Regions from separate parts of the Homo sapiens genome. Here region 2 is linked to region 1. The links are chromatin loops, found by intact Hi-C in ENCODE. Cell type or tissue: heart right ventricle. All regions are shown on one strand. Each heading gives the region's core, and the rest is flanking DNA. Links, peaks and the distances in the headings are about the cores only.

Evidence for each region. Hi-C counts contacts between places; a loop is a spot of excess contacts. Peaks named below come from ENCODE experiments on the same cell type or tissue, not always from the same donor. Only the 100,000 strongest peaks of a DNase experiment are listed, where the experiment ranks them.
Region 2: it touches region 1 in a loop (2.4-fold over the local background); 3 of 110 quality-filtered maps call a loop at or near these places.

Annotation. Positions count from the first base shown.
Region 1 is chr17:31,105,737-31,118,734 of GRCh38, reverse strand. The region is part of intron 1 of NF1 (neurofibromin 1); the gene reads right to left. Among named protein-coding and RNA genes, the nearest start is that of MIR4733HG, 17 kb to the right of the region's middle. In heart right ventricle, for the core only: no CTCF peak of the experiment used is centred there; no DNase peak of the experiment used is centred there.
Region 2 is chr17:31,163,403-31,175,542 of GRCh38, reverse strand. NF1 (neurofibromin 1) reads right to left here. Exons shown (of 58, transcript NM_001042492.3): 5 at 5,546-5,652. Among named protein-coding and RNA genes, the nearest start is that of MIR4733HG, 74 kb to the right of the region's middle. In heart right ventricle, for the core only: no CTCF peak of the experiment used is centred there; no DNase peak of the experiment used is centred there; H3K27ac peaks cover 2,031 bases.

The DNA of each region.
Region 1 (12,998 bases), core at 3,084-11,083:
TGTTCACAATAGCAAAGACTTGCAACCAACCCAAATGCCCATCAATTATAGACTGGATAAAGAAAATGTGGTATATACACACCATGGAATACCATGCAACTATAAAAAAGGATGAGTTCATGTCCTTTGCAGGGACATGGATGAAGCTGGAAACCATCATTCTCAGCAAACTAACACAGGAACAGAAAATCAAACACTGCATGTTCTCATTCATAAGTACGAGTTGAGCAATGAAAACACATGGACACACAGAGGGGAACATCACACACTGGGCCTGTTGCGGGGTGGGGGTTTAGGGGAGGGATAGCATTAGGAGAAATACCTAAGGTAGACGACAGGTTGATGGGTGCAGCAAACCACCATGGCACGAGTATAGCTATGTAACAAACCTGCACATTCTGCACGTGTATCCCAGAACTTAAAGTATTAAAAAAAAAAAAAATCAGCATCTGGACTGCAGTTGAGCTCCCTAAAGATCCTACAACATTTTTAAGAATCCAGTGTAATTTGTGATTGTTTCAAATCAAAAGTTAAAGAAAGCAACAATTCCCACAATTTCTAGGCACAAAAATTCTTTCAGAAACTTTTATGCTTATAACACAACATATACCAAAATTTAATAAAACACTAAATTAAAAGAGTGCATTTACCACATTTAACCTAGTTTAAAAAACAACCATGTATTACTTTCATATGCGTACCATATTTGAAAGCATAATTCAATTTCTCTATAATTCAGCCCTTATCCCTTAAGTCAGGCTGCACCTAACAGCCTAATTCACAAACATTGAGTTTTAAACCATATTTTAGCATTTTTCCAGGTGTTCAAAAAGAAATGCCAAAGAATACCTAAAAATACATATCATGATTTGGTTAGAAGGGAATAGGAATGGTAAACAAGGGACATTCTGCCATATAAGACCAGTCACATGACAAATACTTCTCTTCAAGAGCATGGAAGATTTTATTTCATATATTCATTCATTCAACAAATATTTATTGAGTCCCTTCTATGTGCAAATCACTATTCCTTTTTTTTTTTTTTTTTTTTTTTTTTTTTTTGAGATGGAGTTTTGCTCTGTCACCCAGGCTGGAGTGCAGAGGCGCAGTCTTGGCTCACTGCAAGCTCCGCCTCCCGTGTTCACGTCATTCTCCTGTCTCAGCCTCCCGAGTAGCTAGGACTACAGGAGCCCGCCACCACGCCCAGCTAATTTTTTTTGTATTTTTAGTAGAGACAGGGTTTCACCTGTTAGCCAGGATGGTCTTGATCTCCTGACCTCATGATCCACCTGCCTCAGCCTCCCAAAGTGCTGGGATTACAGGCATGAGCCACCGCGCCTGGCCGCAAATCACTATTCTAAACAGAAAGAATGTAACAGTGAAAAAAGGAAAAATGCTTGTCTTTATCAAACATATACTTAATAAAGAATATAATTAATAAAAACGGTTTTGGAGGTCAGGCACGGTAGCTCACACCTATAATCCCAGCACTCTGGGAGGCTGAGGCAGGAGGATCAACTGAGGTCAGGAGTTCAAGACCAGCCTGGCCAATATGGTGAAACCCCATCCCTACTAAAAATACAAAAATTTAGCCAGGCGTGGCGGCACGCCTGTAGTACCAGCTACTCCAAAGGCTGAGGCAGGAGAATTGCTTGAACTCAGGAGGCAGAGGTTGCAGTGAGCCAAAATAGCACCACTGCACTCCAGCCTGGGCAATAGTGAGACTCCATCTCAAAAAATAATAATAAAAATAAAATGAGCCAGGCACAGTGGCTCATGCCTGTAACCCTAGCACTTTGGGAGGCCGAGGAAGGTGAATCACGAGGTCAGGAGATCGAGACCATCCTGGCTAACACAGCGAAACCCTGTCTCTACTAAAAAAAAAAAAAATACAAAAAAATTAGCTGGGCATGGGGGCGGGCACCTGTAGTCCCAGCTACTCGGGAGGCTGAGGCAGGAGAATGGTGTGAAACCAAGATGCGGAGCTTGCAGTGAGCGGAGATGGCGCCACTGCACTCCAGCCTGGGCGACAGGGCAAGACTCCGTCTCGAAAAAAATAAATAAATAAAATAAAATAAAATGATTTTGGAGTTCTAAAAATAAAATTTTCTAACTATATTGAGTGATAAAAGTAACTATTTCAAAGATGTGGTCATGATGTTTTGATAGGGCCTTGAAAGGGAAGACTTAAAATTTTAAGTTCTTCAATTTCAAGTCTCTCAAGATTTCCTCTATCCTTAAGCAGGTAGGTTAGACAGGTCCTAGTTAGATTACGCAGATACTCTTATCTGAACATTTATATTATTTCTCTGAAACATATACACCACTCCACACACCACCACGCACAATTTTTATGCAGGGTTAGCATAAAAATTGCTAACCCTGGCAATTTTTCAAAGGGTAAGTTCTTTAATTTAATTCATCCTATCTCTATTAATATTCAGGCATTTTCCCTAAAACGTTCAATGAAATTAAATAGTTTTACCTAAATTTGGCCAACTATGAGAAATGTTAAAGTATACCGAGTCAATCTGTATCTTGAAACAAATGACAGCCTAAAAAGTTTTCAACCATACAACCCATAACAATGGATTTCTATCTGGTAGATTTCAACAAAATTAGTGAGATATCTGCATGAGTAAAGTCTACAGTTCAAAAGTCACTATTTTACAGTTACTCCAAGGTTTTTAGATAGATGATATAGCTGTCATAAGTCTACAATTTATTTAAAACATTTCTTGGTCAGATAATTATTACCTATTTTGATCTTTTTTAATGTGGAAGTAAAATGCTCCAAAATATTAATGACAGTGGATAATACCATACCTTAAAAAAAGAAAACAAAACAAAAACTCTACATACATGGAGGGGACAAGAATTTGTCCTCACTGGCACCAACATATTCTGAATATGAATATGCATTCCCTGCCTACAGTGCTTCTGCCAGCATCACCATCAAGGACATGGGCGACACCTTGTTCATCATCAAGGTATACTACTCAACAAGACTTTGATCAAGGTACTCATTTCACAGAAAAAGGGTTATGCAGGAATGGGTTATGGAACTTGGAAATCACTGGTCTTACCACATACTCCATCACCCAGAAGCAGCTGGTCTAACAGAATGGACTACTGAAGACTCACTCAGTTACAGTGGATCAATGAGCAATATACAATATTGTTTTCCCCATAGCTAGAATACAAAGGCCTGAGAATCAAGGGGCACAAGTAGAAGTAGTTCCTCTATTATTCCTAAAAATTCCATTAGCAGAAGTTTTGTTTCAAGTACCTACGACTTTGATATCTGCTGGATTGGAGGCCTTGGTTCCCAAGCAGGGAATGATTCCACACAGTTCCACTGAACTGGAAGTAACAACTACCTCATGACCACTGCCTCCATACCACTAAATCAGAATTTCTCAATCTTAGCACTACTGACAGTTTGGACTGGATCAGTCTCTACTCTTGGGGGCTGTCCTGTGCATTTCAGGATGCCTGACAGCATCCCTGAACTCTACCCACTAGATGCCAGTAGCATTCCCCCACCCCCACGAAAGTCATAACAATTAAAAATGTCTCCAGGCATTGCCAAATGTCCCCTGGGAGGTAAAACTGTCCTAAGAACCACCGCACTACATCAACAGTCAAAGAAGGGGGTTATTCTATTAGCTGATGTAATTCAGTCCTATTACTAGGTGATACTGTACTGTTGCTACATAATGGGGACAAAGAGGACTATGTCTGGAACCCTGAGGATTCCCTGAAATGTTTTTCTAAACCTATATATATAAGAGCAAAACTTAATGGAAAACCACAGCCACAGGCATGCACACACATGAAGCAGGACCACCAAAGATTTGTATTCTTTTTTTTCTTTTTTTGAGACAGAGTCTTGCTCTGTCGCCCAGGCTGGAGTGCAGTGGTGTGATCTTGGCTCACTGCAACTTCCACCTCCCGGGTTCAAGTGATTCTTGTGCCTCAGCCTCCCAAGTAGCTGGGATTACAGGCGCCTGCCACCACGCCCAGCTAATATTTGTATTCTTAGTAGAGACAGGGTTTTACTATGTTGGCCAGGCTGGTCTCAAACTCCTGACCTTGTGACCTGCCCACCTCAGCTTCCAGAGTGCTGGGATTACAGGCGTGAGCCACCATGTCCGGCCCATGGTCTTTTTTTCTTTTTTTTTTTTATTCTTTTTTGTGAGACAGTCTCACTCTGTCACCCAGGCTGGAGTGCAGTGGTGTGATCTCAGCTCACTGCCACGTCTGCCTCCTGGGTTGAAGCGATTCTCCTGCCTCAGCCTCCTGAGTAGCTGGGACTACAGGTACCCGCCACCACGCCCAGCTAATTTTTTATATTTTTAGTAGAAACGGGGTTTCACTGTGCTAGCCAGGATGGTCTCGATCTCCTGACCTCGTGATCCACCCGCCTCAGCCTCCCAAAGCCATATTCTTTATTAATGAAGATTTAGGTTACCCCACCAGCTGAGATCTTGAATGAGAACAAAGGAAACATGGAATGTACAGCAGAAGTAGTTATAAATATGAACTACAATCTCTCAACCAGTTACAGAAGCAAGGTCTACAGCAGCTATACATATTTTCTTCCTTATTACAGGGAAACGGGCAAGTTTATAAATCAATTCCTTCCCTCTTCTTCTCTATGTTATTCAAACTTTATTAAAGGTTAACTTTACAATTTAGTCCCTAGGTAACAGGATATTCAGAAGGAACTATGAATTTGAGGCATAATTAACACAGCCTAGAAATAGATAGTGTGAATGTCCCCCAGAAATCAATACAATTATGAGACTCTGCTCCTCATTTTGGGAAGAGGGTAAGGACATCCTCATTTTTACAAAGAACATTTTCATCTTTTTAGGCAAGAGCTTAGAGTGTTTTTCTTCTTGTAAAGAAGATGAAATATCTGTATAAAGGCTGAGTGGTCAAACACTTTGGGAGGCCGAGGCAGATGGATCACCTAAGGTCAGGAGTTTGAGACCAGCCTGGCCAACATGGTGAAACCCTGTCTCTACAAAAATTAGCCAGGCATCGTGGTGAGTGTTTACAGTCCCAGCTACTGAGGAAGCTGAGGTGGAAGGATCACTTGAGCCCAGGAGGTCAAGGCTGCAGTAAGCCATGATTGCACCACTGCACTCTAGCCTGTGCAACAGAGCAAGACCCTGTCTCAAAACAATTTACGGCCTGGCCAAGTTCAGTGACTCATGCACTTTGGGAAGCCGAGGCGAGAGGACAGCTTGAGGCCAGGTGCTCGAGACCAGCCTGGGAAACACAGCAAGATCCTGTCTCTATAAAATAAGAAAATGAGCCGAGCGTGGTGGCATGTACCTGTAGTCCTAGCTTCTTGGGAGAATCACTTCAGCTCAGGAGTTCAAGGCTGAAGTGAGCTATGAAGCCTAGGGGACAGAGCAAGACCCTGTCTTTAAAAAGAAAAAGAAAAAAATCTATGGCCTAAATAAAAACAAACAAGATCAATAAACATCCATGTATTTCTATATATTAGCAACAATCAAAAATTGAAACTAAAAAACAATACCTGTTAAGATGGCAATCTTCCCAAAGTTGATCCATGGACTCAGCAGAATCTCTATCAAAACTGGCTTTTTAATAGAAATTGACAAGCCAATCCGAAACCATACAAGGATAACAAAAGACCTAGACTAGTCAAAACAATTCTGAGAAACAAGAAAGCTGGAGGACTTATACTACCTGACTTGATATTTTATTATAGTTTATATAGTTAAGCTCTTTTATAGTTAAGACTATGTGGTATTGGCATAACAGGCACATAGCACAAATACAAAAATTAACTAAAAATGAGCCACAAACGTTAGTATAAATCCTAAATTTCTACAGAAAACAGAGGAGAAAAATTTGTGACCTTATATTAGAAAAAGATACCTTAGATATACCAATAACATGATCTATTTTTTAATTGATAAGGTGGACTTCAGAAAAATTAAGAACATCTGCTTTTGAAAGACTTTGAGAACAAAAAAACAAGGAAAAACTAGAAGACTTGCAAATCATTTATCTGATGAACTTGTATTCAGCATATATTATGAATTCTGAAAACTCCAGTAAAACCCAATTTTTTAAAAATGGGCAAAAGAGATAAACAGCTCACCAAAGAAAATATTCAGATGGTAAATAAGCACATGAAAAGATGCTCAATATCATGAGTCATTAGGGAAATGCAAATCAAAACCACAATGAGACACCACTTCATACCCACTAGGATGGCTGTAATTTAAAAGAAAAGGTTAAATAAGTGTTGGCAAAGATGTGGAACAACTGAAACTCTCATATACTGCTGTAAGATGATACAATCACTTTAGGAACAGCTTGGTGGCCTCTTAAAATATTACAGAATATAATATCCTGTAACATTATTATATACATCCACCATATGATCCACCCATTTCTACTCCTTTGTATTTACTCAAGAGAAATGACAGTCATGTATATGAATCTTCAAGACAACTTTATTTGTAATGGTGAAAATTTGAGTTGTCTTCAGTTATCCATCAACAAGTGAATGGATAAACAACTTATGATATATCCACTGAGACAAAAACAGCTCAAGGGTTCCCTAGGGATGGGATGGAGGTAGGAATGGATTATAAGGAGGCTGGAGAAAACTTTTGCCGGTAATATATGTTCTTCATCTTGATTGTGGTGATGGTATCAAAGGCTTATATGTATATCAAAACTCATCAAATTATACATTTTAAATATGTGCAGTTTATTGATTGGATGGCAATTTTACCTTAACCTAAAAGCTGTGGAAATTCTATTATTCTAGAATAGCAAAAAGCAATAAAGTTCCTAAAAACAGCAATAAAAACAAGAGGCAATAGGTCTTGTCTATTTACTCACACACTTACCCGAGTGTGTGCTCTTCATTATTTCCTACAGTTTTGTACTTCCATTTGAGATATTTTCATTCTGCCTAAAAAACTTCCTTCAGTAATCTTACAGTGCAGGTCTGCTGGTCATAAATTGTCAGCTTTTGATTGTCTAAAAATGTCTTTATTTCGCCTTCTTGTCTGAAGGATATTTCTGCTGAAGGTAGAATTCTAGCTTGGCAGGTTTTTTTGCCAACATTTAAAAAATGTCTGTTATTTCCCAGTTTCCACAGTTGTATTAAAAAGTCAGCCATCAGTTGTATTATATCGTTCCTTTGAACACAGTGCCTTTTTTCCCCTCTTCTGGCTGCTTTTAAGCGTTTCTCTTTGTTTCTGGTTTTCAACAGTTCCATTAAGATATGCTAAGTGTAGTTTTCTTTGTGTTCATCCTGCTTGGGGTTTGCTAAACTACTTGAATTTATAGGTTGATGCCTTTCATCAGTTTGGGAAAATATTTTATCATTACCTCTTCAAGTATTTGCTTCCATGCTAATCTCTCTACTTTTGGGTCTCCAATTACACATTAGACTTTTTACTAATGTTCCACATGTCTCAGAGGCTCTGTTCTACTCTTTCCATTCTTTTTTTTTTTTCTGTGCTTTTATCTAGATATTTTCTATTGATCTGTCCACAAGCTCTCTAGTCTTGCCTTCTGCTGTGTATAGTCTGCTACTGAACCGGTACAATGAATAATTAATTTCAGATTAATGTCAATTAATTATTAATGGGGGGGTTTGTGATGGTGGTGTTAAGGAAGATTTTGTTCTGTCTTGTTTTGTTTTTTAATGTGGCATGCACTATACTAAGCCCTGGGAGTACAACAACGAACAAAACAGACATAGGCCCTGCTCTCGTGGAACTTAAATAGTATACATTAAATTTACCTGGGTTTTTTTTGTTTTTGTTTTTGTTTTTTAAGAACAGTAAAGAATGAGGGGGAGGTGGAGTGTCCTAGAGTCCTGCGCCAAAGTTTCTAATTAAACTACAAATAAAGACCTTAAGCAACCAACGTTGTGTTTTTGATTCCTAGAATGTTCATTTGGTTTCTTTCTGTGGATTCCAATTCTCTATGAAAATTTTCATCCATTTTCTCCGTATTTTCCTTTATTTTCTTAAGTATATTATAGTTATTTTAAAATAAGTCTTTGTCTGATGAACTTCAATTTTCTGAGTCTGCTTCTATAAGTTTTATTTTTCTCTTGAATTTTTCCACCCTTTCACATCTCTAGAATAGTTAATAGTATGATAGTATTATAAACGAAAGAACCATAGAAACCCCAGAATATATCTCCTCAGTAAGAGCTGTCTATTTCCTCTATTAGGCAAAAGGGATAAGATAGGCTGATCACCTCAGTCCAATCAGGAATTGAACTGGGCCAGGGATATGTTGCAGTTTTAGTAAAATGCACTTCCTCTCTAGTTTCCTTTTCCTTCAGTGTGTGTCCAGAATCAGCAAATGTCAGCAATCCTCTGCTCACCTATAAAGATCTCTTCTATTTCTGGAATTCTAATTCATCTAGTCCTCATTACATCCATAGCTCTCCAATATTTTTTTTAGTATTGATTTTTAAAGTTCATCCAATTGTGGTTTTCTAACTTGTTGCAGTGATATATATGACTGTACTGTGACCTATTAAATACCACCCAGAAATTAAATTCTCCCTGTATATCACACAGCAGTGGTTTACAAACCCAGCTTTATGTCAAAAATGACCTGGGACCTCTAGAAATCACACGATGTTTAGTAGAGCCAGGAAATCTGTACTTTTAACAAGTCTTAAGTGATCTGGCAGAGCTGACATTTCTAAAGAAACTAGCGTGCCTGCACCAGTTGCTCCTCCTCTCCCCTCCCCCACAGCTCAGTATTTATAAGGACATTTAAGAAAAAATACACACTACACACAATGGATAAATTAACAGAAGAGTTAAAACAAAAGTTCAGAATAACTAGAAATGTTAAAGACAAAAATATGTAAAGGCTTTTAAAATACATTAGGATCAAAAAGATGAGGAAAGAAGAACAAGAATCACTAGAGTCCATGATTCCAGCACCAATAGGTCATTAAAAGCAGAACTATTCAACTCAATTTTTATTTCTAATTGTTCTAGTTGAAAATAAAATGAGGCCAAGGCATGGTGGCTCACGCCTGTAATCCTAGCACTTTGGGAGGCCGAGGCAAGAGGATCACCTGAGGTTACGAGCTCGAGACCAGCCTGGACAACACAGTGAAACACCTTCTCTATTAAAAATACAAAAATTAGCCGGGCATCGTGACAGGTGCCTGTAATCCCAGCTACTCGAAAGACTGAGACACAAGAATCGTTTGAACCTGGGAGGCGGAGGTTGCAGTGAGCCGAGATCGCGCCATTGCACTCCAGCCTGGGTGACAGTGACTCAAAAAAGAAAAAAAAAAGAAAAAGAAAAAAAAGAAAATGATCTTCAAATCTGAAAAAAAGCATTGCTGAGAGTCATCAGAACTTAGATACATAAAGCATGAAGAGCCCACCTCCCTGTTTTACCTGAGCTCAAGTGTACATGAATCCAAGATACAGATGAAAATTTAGAAATATGGTAAGAGAAATGTGGTCAGTGAACTTGCAGAAGTCATGAAAAGTAACAGGAGCCAGATTGGGAATGAGAAAATGTTGTTGCAATTGTCAAAATCCAAGAGTGGGTAAAGGTGAAAGGGTGATTTTAATACTATGGACTTAATTTAATGTCAGCATCCAGATAATTCTAAGACTGATTAGGCATGAGTTGTTAGCACTTATACAGGGAAGCAGCATTTACTAATAAAATCTTACCTTTGTAAAGCACTTTTGCTTTTGAGTTTAGAGTAGACAAAATACTTTCATGCATATTACCTCCTATCTTTGATTCTCATAGATCCCTGTGAAAAAGTGCAGGTAACATTATGTCCCCTCCACCACGTGTTACTCTCTTCAACATATTAGGAATTCAGGGCTCATACAGCTTGGCTTGCCCCCCTGTTAACTCATTCCAGTAGAAAGTTAAGACTTAAAGTCAAGTCTTCTGATTCCTAATTGAGTTGTTTTTATATTACACAGCTCTTAAAGTCAGTATAAGAATAAATCACGCTGAAATGATATATAGGATTGCTTTAAAATAATAAAGAGGTAGTGAGCAGGAAATGGGTAGGAATACGGATGAAATAAGACTAGGGAGAAATTGAGTAATGGATACAAAAGGATTAATTTATAACATCTCTCTAGGCCATGTGCAGTGGCTCACGCCTGTAATCCCAGCACTTTGGGAGACTGAGGCGGGTGGATCACTTGAGGTCAGGAGTTCGAGACCAACCTGCACAATATGACAAAACCCTGTCTCTACAAAAAATACAAAAAATTTAGCCAGGCGTGGTGGTGTGCACCTGTGATCTCAGCTACTCGGGAGGCTGAGAGAGAGGATGGCTTGAGCCTGGGAGGCAGAGGTTGCAGTGAGCCAAGATCGTGCCATTACACTCCAGCCTGGGTAATAGAGTGAGACTCTGTCTCAGAAAAAAAAAAAAAAAAAAAAAAAAAAAACTCTCTACTTTTATGTTGGAAACTTTTTATTTTAAAACATGTGAATTAACATTTTTGATAGGTATACTGTACTGGTAATCAAATGCATACCAAAAATATACTGTACCTGAAGCTCAGCATTTTTTTTTTTTTAACAGAGTTTCACTCTGTCACCCATGCTGGAGTGTAGTAGCACAAACACCACTCACTGCAGGCTCAACCTCCTGGGCTCAAGCCATCCTCCCACCTCAGCCTCCCAAGTACCTGGGACTACAGGCATGCACCACCACGCCTAGCTACTTTTTTTATTTTTTTGTGCATACTAGCTGTGTTGTCCAGGTTGATCTCAAACTCCTGGGCTCAAGCAATCCTCCCTCCCCCACCTCCCAAAGTGCTGGGATTACAGGTGTGAGCCACCATGTCCAGCAAGCTCAGCATTTTTAAATCCATTTAAGTTTCATATAATGCCCTCATACAACATTGGGAGGAAAGATAAAAAATGGTATGCCTGAGTACTGACCACCATTGCACCAAAAGGAAAACAATTAGGATAGTGAGGTGTCTTGAAAACATGTTCTTTGAGAAATGGTTGAAGAATGAATGAAATTTTTTGGTGGGGGTGGGAATCTAGGGTGTACTTAAGATGTCTTCAAATGTTTTTATTTTATTTTTATGTATTTATTTTATTTATTTATTTATTTTTTCAGAGACAGAATCTCGGTTGGGCACGGTGGCTCATGCCTGTAATCCCAGCACTCTGGGAGGCCGAAGTGGGAAGATCGCTTGAGTCCAGGAATTCAAGACCAGCCTGGGCAAGATGGCGAAACCTCGTCTCTACAAAAAATTTAAAAACTAGCCCGGCATGGTGGCATGCACCTGTGGGTAGTTTGTGTCATGAGAGGAACAAGAGCTTCAGGTCTTCGTTGATCTTTGTCGCCAATATATGACTAAAACAAAACCTACTATCACTGTCATTCCCTACTCCAGATTCACTTATCAGAGGCCAAAAACTGAAACATAACAGGGAAAGAAATACTGTGCTTTTTTTCCCTCCGCACTCATTACCCAAAAGGAAGAAGACTCACATGGAGCATAAAGGCACATTTTCCCAGACCCAAGGTGGGACAGGAATAGAAGGCACCGATAAAGACAGGAGGATAGAAAAAAATACTCCAAAAGACAAGATGAAGGATTTGAGGGTTGTTATAGGGAAAAAGAAAAACTGAAAAAGTAGATGTAACAATTAAAAAAACCACATCCAGGAATCTTCATTCAAATACTACCAAAGTTGAAAAGTTTGCCTCAAATGTAATCAAACTCTAAGTAAAATGTTCTTAGAATATAAAAACCAACTTTACAAAAATAGACTGTGCAATGCCAACATGAAAGAATCATAATCTCATATTTATAGCTGTATGTGTATTTCTGTTGGTATTCTCACAAATTCTATTCTCCCACTTAAGAATGTACAATAAGTGTATTATATAACTAAATAAAAGGGAAACAATGTTACAACTTCTAACAGCTGAAGAAGTTTTGATAAAGTGACCAGGAGAATAATACATAATGAAATCAAGGATATATAATGCTTAAAATTTACATCTATTTCTAACATCTAACCAACTTGAAAAGATTCAGATACTCTAACATGAACTTAAAAGGAAAAACATAATATACCATCTTCGAGTGAAGAAGCAATCATACATCCCTCATTTTGCATATTTGTACTACCTGTTAGTAAAATTTAGACTTTTAAAACTATTTATTGGAAAGATAGTGATCTAAGGGTCAAGACATCCATACTCTAGTTTAACTCAGTTAATTATATAATCATATGATTGTGAACATGTTTTGCCTCTGTAACTTTTTTCTCATGTAGAGTAGAAATAATAACCACCAAATTATAAAGAATGGATAGAAAAAAAATACTGCACAGATGCTAATACATTTTTATGACTGTTTACAGCTTCCTTTCATATAAGATTCATACCTAAGTCATTAAACAAGCCCATGATGTGAGAAGGGTAAGTATCATGCCCATTTTACACATGAAAATATAGAAAACTGATGTTCAGAGAGGTTAAGAGACTTCCCCAAGACCACACTGCAAGTTGCACAATCAAAAGCTTTTTCTTTTACTACATAGTAGGCTGCCCTCACAAGTCTAAAGTGGTAAAAGTTGTTTTCTCATGCCCAAACTACTATGAGAACTACCCAAGAGAAACCGTGTCAACAGAAAAGTGTCACCACTTGAGATCATTAAGAGACATAACTTCCCAAAAGGTCATTATCTGAGTATAAAATTTTGATTAAAAATAAGTTAAATAATCCTTAAAAGTTTCTAGTAGTCCTGCTATTTACTAAATTAATTTCATGCCTCTTGTGCTAGATATACCACTCTGCTGGTGGGGGTGGGACACGGGAGTTAGGTGGAGCAGGAAAGAATTTCATCAGAAAAAGTTAAGTTCTCAGCCGGGCACGGTGGCTCATGCCTGTAATCCCAGCACTTTGGGAGGCCAAGGCAGGAGGATCACCTGAGGTTGGGAG
Region 2 (12,140 bases), core at 4,141-12,140, 56 kb before region 1:
AATTAAAAAATTTGGAAAACATATACAGGGCCAGGCCCGATGGCTCACGCCTATAATCTCAGCACTTTCGAAAGCAGGAGTGGGAAGATAGCTTGAGCCCAGGATTTCAAGGCTACAGTGTACTATAATCATGTCACTGCATGCCAGCCTGAGCGACAGAGCAAGACTCTGTCCAAAAAAAAAAAAAAAAAAAAAAAGCAAAAGCACAGGTGTTTATGGGAAATTTTTAAAACCATCAATGATTCTATCATTCAGAGACAATCACAGTTAACATCTGGTGGTTTTACTTCTACCACTTTTCCTATGCATGTAGAAAACAAATATATTTAACATAACTGAGATCATATAAGCTGTATCAAACCTGTTCTTTTCCATAGTATCCCTAATTATTTCTGTATCAGTAAAAACTCTTTTTTTTTTTTTTTTTTTTTTTTTGAGATGGAGTCTTGCTCTGTCGCTCAGGCTGGAGTGCAATGGCACAATTTTGGCTCACGCAACCTCCGTCTCCCAGGTTCAAGCGATTCTCCTGCTTCAGCCTCCCCAGTAGCTGGGATTACAGGCGTGCGCCACTACACCCAGCTAATTTTTGTATTTTTAGTAGAGATGGGGTTTCACCATGTTCGTCAGGCTGGTCTCGAACTCCTGACCTCATGATCCGCCCACGTAGGCCTCCCAAAGTGCTGGGATTACAGGTGTGAGCCACTGTGCCTGGCCTATTTTTGATGGCTCTATATGCAATAGTAACTATTACACAAACTATTAAAACATATCATGTATTTTTAGTATGATACACTTAATTCTTTTTGAATCTTAATGTTTTCAGAGTATTACAGATGAACAAACTGTGTGTCTAAGGTTACAGATCTAATAAATGATTGAATTGGGCTTTAAAACCAAGGTCTTTTCAGTATGCTTTGATGCCCCTCATAATATTTAAGTCACTGTATTAAGTGACTGGTTATTTAATGTTTTCCAGTTTTAACACTGAGGTTATTTCTGTTATTTCACTATTATAAATAACATTAACAAATATTTTCATATCAACATCTTTTCCCACATCACTGCTTATTTAAGATAAGGAATCTCTAGAAGTGTCCAGTCAAAGAGATGAATATTTTTAGGGCCCTTGATAAAGATTACCAAGCTGCCTTTCACTAGGGTTGGGCCAAATGCTGCTATCACCAAGCAGCATACGAAAGTGCCTTCATCCTATCTTTGTCATCATAAAAGTATGTTCATTTTCTTTATTTTGCTAATTGGAGTGTTCAAAATAGTAGACTGCATTTTAACGCAAGTAACAGTAAACATTTCTCCATATAAATATATTGGGTATTTTAATTTCTTCTTCTTTAAGTTTATTGTCCACATCTAGAAAAAGATTTATGTTTGGAAAAAATGACCTGTCTATAAGCGATTTTACTGGCAATGGTCCCTCGGCAAAGAACTTCTCCTGTTGACTTTTAATGAAGGGATAAAGGTTTTTATTACATCTATGTAAGTGTCTAAGAGAGAGATGAGTCTTTTTTCTGGACTTGCAAATAAGTAACTCTCCAAATCAGTTTTTAAAAGTACCCCTTTGAATTCTCTTTGCTCTCACCCTCCACTGATTTCCAAATAATGACATTACTCTTCACAGTGCTCTTTAGCAACAACTTTACCTTTATGACATCTTAAATGTGTTATATACCATAATCTACTCTCAAAGCCAAAGTATCTTTCAGTTCTACAAGTTTCTTGTTGGACATCCTACTGATACCTCAAACTCAGAAGATCTAAAACTGAATTTATCATTTTCCTGGTCAAACCCTCTCTTCTGCCATCAACCTTTCCTTCCCTTTTCTGCTCTAACCAGCTTATTCTGTAATATTTGGTGATATCTCTCTAACCTCATATATCTAAATTGACTATCAAATGCTATGTATTCCATTTCTTTTTTTTTTTTTTTAGATGGAGTTTCGGTCTTGTTGTCCAAGCTGGAGTGCAATGGCGTGATCTCGGCTCACTACAACCTCCATCTCCCAGGCTCAAGCGATTCTGCTGTGCCTCGGCCACCCGAGTAGCTGGGATTATGGGCACGTGCCACCACACCCGGCTAATTTTTTGTATTTTTATTTTATTTTATTTATTTATTTAGAGACGGAGTATCACTCTGTTGCCCAGGCTGGAGTGCAGTGGCACAATCTCGGCTCACTGCAAGCTCTGCCTCCCGGGTTCATGCCATTCTCCTGCCTCAGCCTCCCAAGAAGCTGGGACTACAGGCGCCCACCACTACGACTGGCTAATTTTTTGTATTTCTAGTAGAGACAGTGTTTCACCGTGTTAGCCAGGATGGTCTCCTGACCTCGTGATCCACCTGCCTCAGCCTCCCAAAGTGCTGGGATTACAGGCGTGAGCCACCGCGCCCAGCCCATTTTTTGTATTTTTAATGGAGACGGAGTTTCCCCATGTTGGCCAGGCTGGTCTCGAACTCCTAACCTCAGTGATCCGCCCACCTTAGCCTAACAAAGTGCTGGGATTACAGGTGTGAGCCACTGCGCCCAGCCTCCACTTCTTTAAATACCTATCAAACTGGTCCCCATCCTTACCCTACCCCAATCCATCATCTGGATCTCCACAACTCTCATTATTTTTCACTTATATTACTGCATAACCAAGTCCCAGAAGTTCAGGTAACCCTCTACCAAGCCATCCTGCAAATTTCAAGCAAAGGGGTATATCTAAAATAAAATACTGATTAAGGTATTCTCTACCTCAAAGCCTTTCTATCACTTCCCAGGGCCACTAAAATAAAGCTTCGTAACTCATAAGCACAACAGTGCAGCAGTCAAGTATCTAGGTTCTAGAGACGAGCAGATGTGAACTCAATCTTTACTGAACAATTACTAGCTCTGTGACTTTGAAAATTTACTGAGGCCTCAGTTTCCTCATCTACACAAGAGATGATAATATTAATACTAGTATTGCGTCACAGGGTTATTGTAAGAATTGATGAGAAAAGGCATGCAAACTGCATAGCGCAAGGCCCGGTGCAGACTGAAAATATAACAAATGTTTCTCTCTCTCTCTCGATATATCTATCAAGATACAGATATATCTATAGACAGATCTGGATATACACATATCGATTGATATATCTATATACAGATAGGTATATCGAGAGAAAGAGAGAAAGAGAGAGAGAGAGAGAGAGACAGAGAGACAGAGAGACAGACAGAGACAGGATCTCACTCTGTTACCCAGGCTGGAATGCAGTGGCACAATCACAGCTTACTGCAACCTCAACCTCTTCCTGGGCTCAAGTGATCCTCCCACCTCAGCCTCCCAAGTAGCTGGGACTACAGGTGCGTGTCAGCACACCCAGCTAATTTTTTTTTGTATATATGGGGGTCTCTCTATGTTGCCCTGGCTCAAGCAATCCTCCTGCCTCGGCTTCCCCAAAGTGTGGGGATTACATGTGTGAGCCACCAGGCCTGGCCATATTTTTATTAAAATGATCTGACCTATTCTTGTACCTTCACATCTTGCTCATCTCTCATCCCCTCAAACAAATATATACTTCCTCTCTCACTTTACACTCACCCTATTTGAGTTTATCATAGTTTTTTTCTGCAAATAACTTGATAATGACATCACTTGTCTCATAAACCATGCCATGAGCTCCTTAGGGACAGATTCCATATTTTATTAATTTTTGTAATCCCAGCACTTAGCATGGCTTCTTATACATAGTTTCTCAACAAAGGCTTGTTGAGTTGTATTTAAAACACATTACTACCTTTACTACTCATTACTGAAAGGGTGCATTCCTTTTACCACTGTCACCAAGAGCCATATTTTGCTGGCCTATTTAATATCGGTTTTATACTTTATATATTTATCAGCATATACTCTAAATTTATGTTCATGAGGGAGCCGCATTCGATGGGAAAGTTACTTCAGTATAAAAGAAAGTCATTTATCCACACATTCAATTAGTTTCTCTTATTTGGACAGAAGAGACATTTCAGTTAATTATTACGGATTGAACATTTCTATTGTTTTAAACAGCTATTCACAGGCAACCTGGACTAGACTTGTTTCCAAAACATCACTGAATAGTTATGAAAAATCATAAAATCCCACTAATACTTCTTAACTTTAATTCATAGAGATCTCTAAATTTTACCATTCAGTTTCTCAACTGCTCAACGCTTAATAATAGATATCAAAATCTTGCAAATCTCAACTATTAATTCAATGGTGGTTTATTATAATCTAAAATAATTGCTGTCCACATGTTTGTATCTTGGCATAACAGCTAAAATCACCCCTATATTTTCCTTTATTAAAGTTACTGAATTAATTGTTGCTTGGTTTCACAATGGTAATGACCTAAAATCATAAATTATGAACAAGGGTAATATGAATAGAACACAGCTTTATATTATTCCTTTATATAGGTATTGCCTTTTTACATCTCTGGTGAGATAGTTATTGAGTTTAAAGGAAATATTAAGAAAACAAAAACACGTATTTTGAAAACTACATTGCAGAACTGATGTTTCTGAAGCTAATATAATTCAATCTGTTTTAGGTCAGATATTAAAAATATTATTGTTTGACAATTCCTTAAGTTACAAATAAAAATATGTGTGAACTGTATACGGTTTCATATCTAAATTAGCCAGGGTCTAATAATGCCAAAAACTAAAAAACATTTTTTTGTAAAATGAAATTTAGATATTCATACTCAGTTTATGAATATTCATTGATATCTGATTTACATGAATACATCACTGCTTACCACAGAATTTATCTCAATTCCTTCAGATCATACTCAGTTTATGAATACTCATTGGTATCTGATTTACATTAACACATCACTGCTTACTACAGAACATATCTCAATTCCTTCTGATCGTTTATTTCAATCCACATAATCATGTAAAGTACTTCCCAAGCTTTAAAGTCACATATTAGGTGTTATAATATCCCCATGTGGAACTACTACTGACATGTTCTACAAGGAGACAAAACCGGCAATGGAAGGTTAAGGGACTTTGTAATGCTATAAAGTCAGTCAGTAGAGAGCTGAAAACAGAAATGTCAGAAATGAAATCTCTGGCTCAATTCATCCTCTCACCATAACATCACAATCTCCTCGTTCCATTCTGCAATAAAACTTTGATATCCTACTACAGACAATCTTTGTAAAGTGCTACAATAGCTAAACAGATAGCTTCTATAACCTATAGCCACCCTTGAGAGATCAAATTCCAGAAAAATGAAATAATAGCACCCTTGCATTCTCTGTATTGAAAACAAAAATTGTAGTTAAGCAAAACTTTCCATTGCCAAGATTTAAAATGCTCATTTTCTCTACTGCATTATTTTCAAAGATTGAAAAATAATTACCCATTTGTATTACTGGTTATTTCACAAGGAAATGTCATTATAAAATCCAGTTTGGTGTTCTAGTTCAGCACAATTAATATAATTAGTACATTCATGATACTAGTTTTTGACCCAGTGATTTTTTTCAGATATATTATACATTTAAACTTACCCTTCAGGAGTCGTTTTAATTTTGCACAATCCACATTGATATACTGTAACAATTCTATATCATGAACATCAACATTGTCTTCTGAACAAACAGTTAATTCCTGTAACCTAAAAAGTAAAAACCAAAATTAACTTATCAAATTAAGTATTAGGGGACAGGTGTGGTATCTCACACCTGTAATCCCAGCACTTCAGGAGGCCAAGGCAGGAGGACCACTTGAGGCCAGGAGTTCAAGACCAGCCTGGGCAACATAGCAAGACATCATCTCTAAAAAAAATACAAAAATTAGCTGGGCATGATGGCACACACCTATAGGCCCAGCTACTCAGGAGGCTAAGGGAGGAGGATCTCTTGAGCCTAGAAGTTTGAAGCTGCAATGAGCTGTGATCACACCACTGTACTTCAGCCTGAGTAACAGAGTGGGCCCTATCTCTTAAAAAAAACAAAAACAAAAAAAGTCTTCGGGTATCCCTAAATTCTGAATTCAACAGATTCTTCCCCCAAAGATGAGTTCATAAGAGTAAAGACATATATAAAAATAAGGCAATAAATATTTCTTATAAAAACCTAAAGGAACATAACAAACAAGGGATATGATAAAAGAAACCATGATAATTCAGTAAACGTAGCATCGTAGCATCCTTATCCTTAAGATTGAGGTGTCTAAATATTGCCGACTTTCGGCCAGGGTTCTTTGGGAAAATTAGTTAATTCCAGGATGGGGGCAAGAGATATACAAGGTGAGGGCAGGTCACCTTGGGCTTGAAAACAGGAAACTATCAACAACTATCAGAACCATGTCAAATATCACACAGGTATGCACTTTAGGCATCTCAACTGTCAAAAATGGGATAATCTGAGGATCAAAAGAATTATGTCTACAATGGAAACACATACAATAAATTAAAACACACAAGCCTGTTATAATATTGAAAGAAAAAACTTCATGGGTAACCTTTCGCAACTGTTAGGGTACCAACTCATTCTGATAACGAATAATGGAAGTCAAGTCTGTATCCTGCATTCCCTACATGGACTGTATTGCAAGATAACTAAACACACAATGAAGCAAAAATCTTTCATAGAAGTCACAATTTTAAAATAAAGAATGAATGACAGAATAGAAAACGTTTCATTTTGCAGCCCCCAATGAAGTGGAATCCAGGCAGTGATCATCAGTGATTACTAAAAACATTAGGAAAAATTTATGGGAAACTGTATAATGAATACATAATGCTGATAACATCGAAATCCAATCACTGATCATAACATTAAAAGTCAATAATAGGACATGTTTCCTGATGTGATTCATTAGGAACCACATAGCATCATCAGTAAAGTATTCTTGTCCCCCCCCAGCCAAATGAACGTGAATCCAATGAAACCCAAATACAGAATGTAGAAAGGCAAATAACGCAGTCCAACAAATAAACAGCATGGGAAAAAATGGAGAGCAAGGTGAAGAAATGAAGAAATGATACTGATTAACAGAGGCTCAGGAGAAATATCAACCAATTCCAAAGTACGCATCCTATTTGTATCTTAATTTGAACAAAACAAAAAAGCCATTTCTGAGATAATGAAAAAACCCACAAATTTGGCAATGCATGATATTAAGGAATTATGATTCTTGATAGGTATGACAATATTATAGTTAAATGCTTAAAAATCTATTTATTAGAGATATATACTGAAATATTTACAGGTGAAATGATGTCTGGGGTTTGCTTTAAATTACTGAAAAGGGAAGAAGAGAAACCATAGCATGCCAGAAACAGTTAAAGCAGAGTAAGAGATGCATGGGGATTTGAAGTACTATTCTATGTGTATTTTTCCATTTTTCCACAATGAATAGTTTTAAAAATTCATATTTCCAATTACAAGTAAAAGTATAATTTGAATTAAGACTAAAACTATAATAAGTAAACTTGATTTTACTAACTTCTACTTTTATCAACTAGATTTTTGAAACACGAATGAAACTTTATATTCACAGGGTACATTTACTTTGTATTTGAAAACCGAGTAAGCCTTTTTTCATTGCACTTTTCACAGTTTGTACATGTATTTATGTAATTATTTGCTTAATATCCCTACTTCACAGAACATAAGCTTATAAGGACAGGAATATCTGTTTAAACCCCAGCTTCTCCTATGTTGAATATGAAGTTATCACAAACGTAGAAACATTTAACACTTAACAAATATGTAGATATTTTTAAACTGATAAAAGAAATTCACTTAGCCTAAATGTTAATAAAAGGCATTAAACTTTTCTTCCATTTTACACCAACAACCACAGCACTCAGATTTTCAAAAGTTGGTATTGCTAATCTATTAAATCATGCTACCTAATGAGGCATACTCATTATTCATATTAATAGACATAAAAAATATAAGCAGCACAATTAAATTGTAAACTTTTATAAATGCAGCAATAGAGATATGGTGAAAAGGCACAAATACTATATGGTCTTATAATTTATATGTATTAACTTGAATTTCAATCATTTAGTGCAATTTGCAAAGGAGTTATTAATCATCACACTAAACCTTCAGTTGATAAGAATGTAATCAATCCTATTCTTCCTTCTCAAATTCTCGTTTCACTCACTTTAGCTTTAATTAGACTACAGCTAACAGTACAACTATTCTAAGCACTTACATGAACTCTCTTCCTATCATCAGGGTAAGAAAAGCTCAGCATTTCAAGCTGGGAATGAGGTTGTCCTCAATGCTAAAAATTCCACAGCTGCTGCAAAGAGCGTAGAAATATGGAGTACGGCTCCTCAGAAAACACAACATCATAGATCAGCAATACCAACTTCTGAAAAGTTGACTCTTGTGGTTGTTTGTGAAAAATGGGAGAAAAATTTTGTCCCTTTTATAGTCTGGTACCCTTATAGAGAGCAGGTATTTTGTGAAGGTTAAACATCATTTCCGAAGCAGAGAAATCAAATAAAGCGTAGTCTGAGCAAAAGAAATGAACAGTAGAAAACCTATCACTAAAACAGCTAGAAAGTCTAGGCATACTGAAAGATATTTTAAATGTATAGGTCCAGAAAAGAAGAAGAAAACTGAAAACCAGAGAGTTAAGTGCACAAGTACATGACCCAGCCCTGCAACAAAGGAAAGATGAGTGAGGTTTTTGATCTCCTTAACCTAGGAGCTTGGGGCTTAACATCCACATGGAGACTGGATATAAACGCCTTGTACCCTAATAATTCAGGATTCTAACTTGGGCCCTGCATAAAACATGAACTAGAAAGAACAATGCACTCCCCCTGCCGCCCCCACTCCCCACAAAAAGAAAAAAAGAAAAAAACCTACCAGCACAAAGAAGCTTAACTGCTCTGCCTAAACTTTGGATAAAGTGAAAAAAGTCACCTAGAGCTGTTTACCTTCTAAGAGTTTAGGGTTCAAATTTATACTGCCCATACAGGCTGGGACTGAGAAATTAAGAAAAAAATAGCTCCAGAACTGGGCACCTGGCAAATGCAAATGCAAAACCATCACTAGAACACTCCCTCAGCCCAAGGCTACAAGGATTCTCAAAGAAAATACAGGCCACACTAAAGATAACTTTGCAATCAAGGATTCCAAAACTGAGATGAAACAATTCACTATGAATGAATCAGCACAAACAAATCAATATTAAACAATACTAAAGAGAACGTAAAATACGTTTTAAATGATCAGAGACATATAAAAAAACTGAAAACTATTTTTAAAAAAAGAGTAAGAAACCATAACGAACAGATTTGTATGGAACCAAATAGTAAACTGTAAAGAACCAAATGACTTTTAAAGTCATTGAGTTTTCTGCTTCTGGTGGTATATCAAATGAGATATTCTGAAGCACCTTCTCACTACAAAACAACTAGATCAACTGCATTTGTGGAGTAATTCTGTGGAGAAAGCAGTTACTCCGCTACATAAATACTATAAGCCACAGAAAATGGTATACTCCCAGAGAAAAATAAAGCTATCTTAAGATTTATAGCCAGCCAGGCATGGTAGCTCACATCCTGTAATCCCAACACTTTGGGAGGCCAAGGCAGGAGGATCCCTTGAGCCCAGGGGTTCAAGACAAGCCTGGGCAACATGGCAAGACCCCGTCTCTACAAAAAAATTAAAGAAACTAGCCGGGCATGGTGGCACGTGCCTGTAGTCCCAGCTACTCAAGAGGCTGAGGTGGGAGGATCTCTTGAGCCCAGGAGGTCGAGGCTGCAGTGAGACATGTTCACATCACTGCACTCCAGACTAGGTGACAGAGAGAGACTGTGTCTCAAAAACATAAAATAAATAAATCTATAGCCTATCTTCCCCTAAAGAAAAGTAAAGGTCAGAAATATAAAAACCAAATCTTAATCTTAAAGGAGAAACATTGACGGGGAGAATGGACAAACACGAAACATCTTCATGATACTGATTCATCTATTATATATAAAACATAAGATCAATCTTTAGAAAGAACTACCATTCAAGCCACACACATATTTTAAGTCACCTAATACTATGACGATGACAGCATAAGATGTTCCAACCTAAACTAAACCATCATAATGGTCTTTTAGGTGAGTGATCCTTCAGTAAGATCAGCTCCTATTTCTGACACAAGCTAAATGGAACTGAAAATGCAGTTGTCTGAAACAATGTTATTTCACAGATGCCATTTCTGAGTGGTCTGTCCTCTGAAAGCTAATAAAATTTTAGACACTTGGTTTCTATTCTGGCAACAGTGAACTAGATTCAGGAAATAAACAAAAGTTGCTTATTTTTACATGTGCTAATGCTGCAAAATCCCATAAAGTAAAACCTTTGGTGACTAGAAATTTTCTAGAATTTTCCAAGGTGGCACATTTGTTGTGTTCTATAAGGCAGTTCATGCATTGATAGACTACAAGACATTTGGGTTTTTTTGTACCACTTTCTACCTTTAATTTAACAGGTGTTTCAAATAGTAAGGCCGGCCTAGCAGTCACCTAAATGAAAAGGGTTTGCGTTTTTTATTAAATACAATTTTCCACCCTCCTACTCTCTAGGTGTTTGTTACCTTGCTGACTCAACCACTGTATTATTATTCATAATATAAAACGTTACTGCTCAAAAGATTTCATGAAAACATTTTTCTATCATGTAAATATTACCCAAGATTATCAATAATATACCATTAAATAAAACTTTAATTTTCTTTGGATCAAGAATTGCATTGAGGTTGAAAAATATTGCTGCCTAGGATCTTAATTATAGAAATGTCATTGTTGATTAAAAAGATTGCAGGACTCTGAAGTTAATCAATTCCCCCAAAAAACCGTAACACAAATTCTCAAATGGTGATGTATGTTGTCTTTCACACCTGCTGGAAAACAACAAAGGAATCAGTAAATCTGAATAATCAAAGTCCACTGTTCGTACAACACTGACGAGCCAAAGATGCAGGCACCAACAAAGAGGATTGTTTTTCTCTATTCGGTATTAGTCTTCGATTCACGAATCACTAAATAATTTGTGCTATAGTTTCTAATTAAGTTAATAACCCATCTGACTTTACTTGCCTTAGAAAGGCAAATCATGTGCATAACAACAATTTGCAGCTACTTGCTACTGTCACTTATAATTCTATCCCATAGAGCACTACCTATACTAATTTCTCCACCTGTAGGTAGCATATCACAACTAATGCTCAGGATGATTTTGAGTCATCAATAAAAGCTTAAATTATATTTTTGATACATCTTTAAAAACAGAAGTATATTTTATAAAACAGATTTCATCAAAATGTGGCTAAAATAGATAGGGAAGCAATCTGGTATAGTGAAACTAATATAAATTCTGAAGCCAGCCTGACTTAGAAATTTTGGGTCCTCCATTATTTGGCACATCACCTGAACTTTTTTGAGTATTAGTTTGCTCACCTGTAAAATGAGGGAAGTATCATCAAGGTTACTGTGAGGATGAGACAGCAAAGGAAATGCTATAAATACTCAATAAATGGCAGTATTTTACATACATTTAAAATGTAGTCCACTTTCTGGAGAATTCTACTTTGCAATTATTCACCTCCTTGTGTTTTCACATCACTTAGGTTTTTTTGTTTTTGTTTTTGTTTTGTTTTTTGGTAACCTAAAATCTTGTGATAAAGGGTAGAGTTGTGAAAGTATTTGAATTCTGACTACTCTCATTAATTATTCCATCTAATTGGGTAGTTTCATTTAAAGGGATAATATGTTTAAAAAGCCAAACCAAAAGTTCATACCTAGTATTGTTTTTTAAAGCCTGCTCACGGCAGATATTTTTATCTGAAATTTAGACTTTCACATTCATAACAGTGCTCTTATTTAATTGCACATATCAATATCACAATATTACGCAATTAAAATGTCAAAGATATTAATGCATAAAATTTCTACGCAAGCCCAGACAAACTCATTTCTCTGGAGGCTGAGGTAGGAGGATCACCTAAGCCTGGGAGGTCAAAGCTGCTGTGAGGGGCAAAAGAACTTGTCTCAAAAACAAAAAAACCTCATTTCCATTAACTTTTTATTTTTATGTAGACAAAAAACAAAACTTCTAATATTCATATTACTTCAGT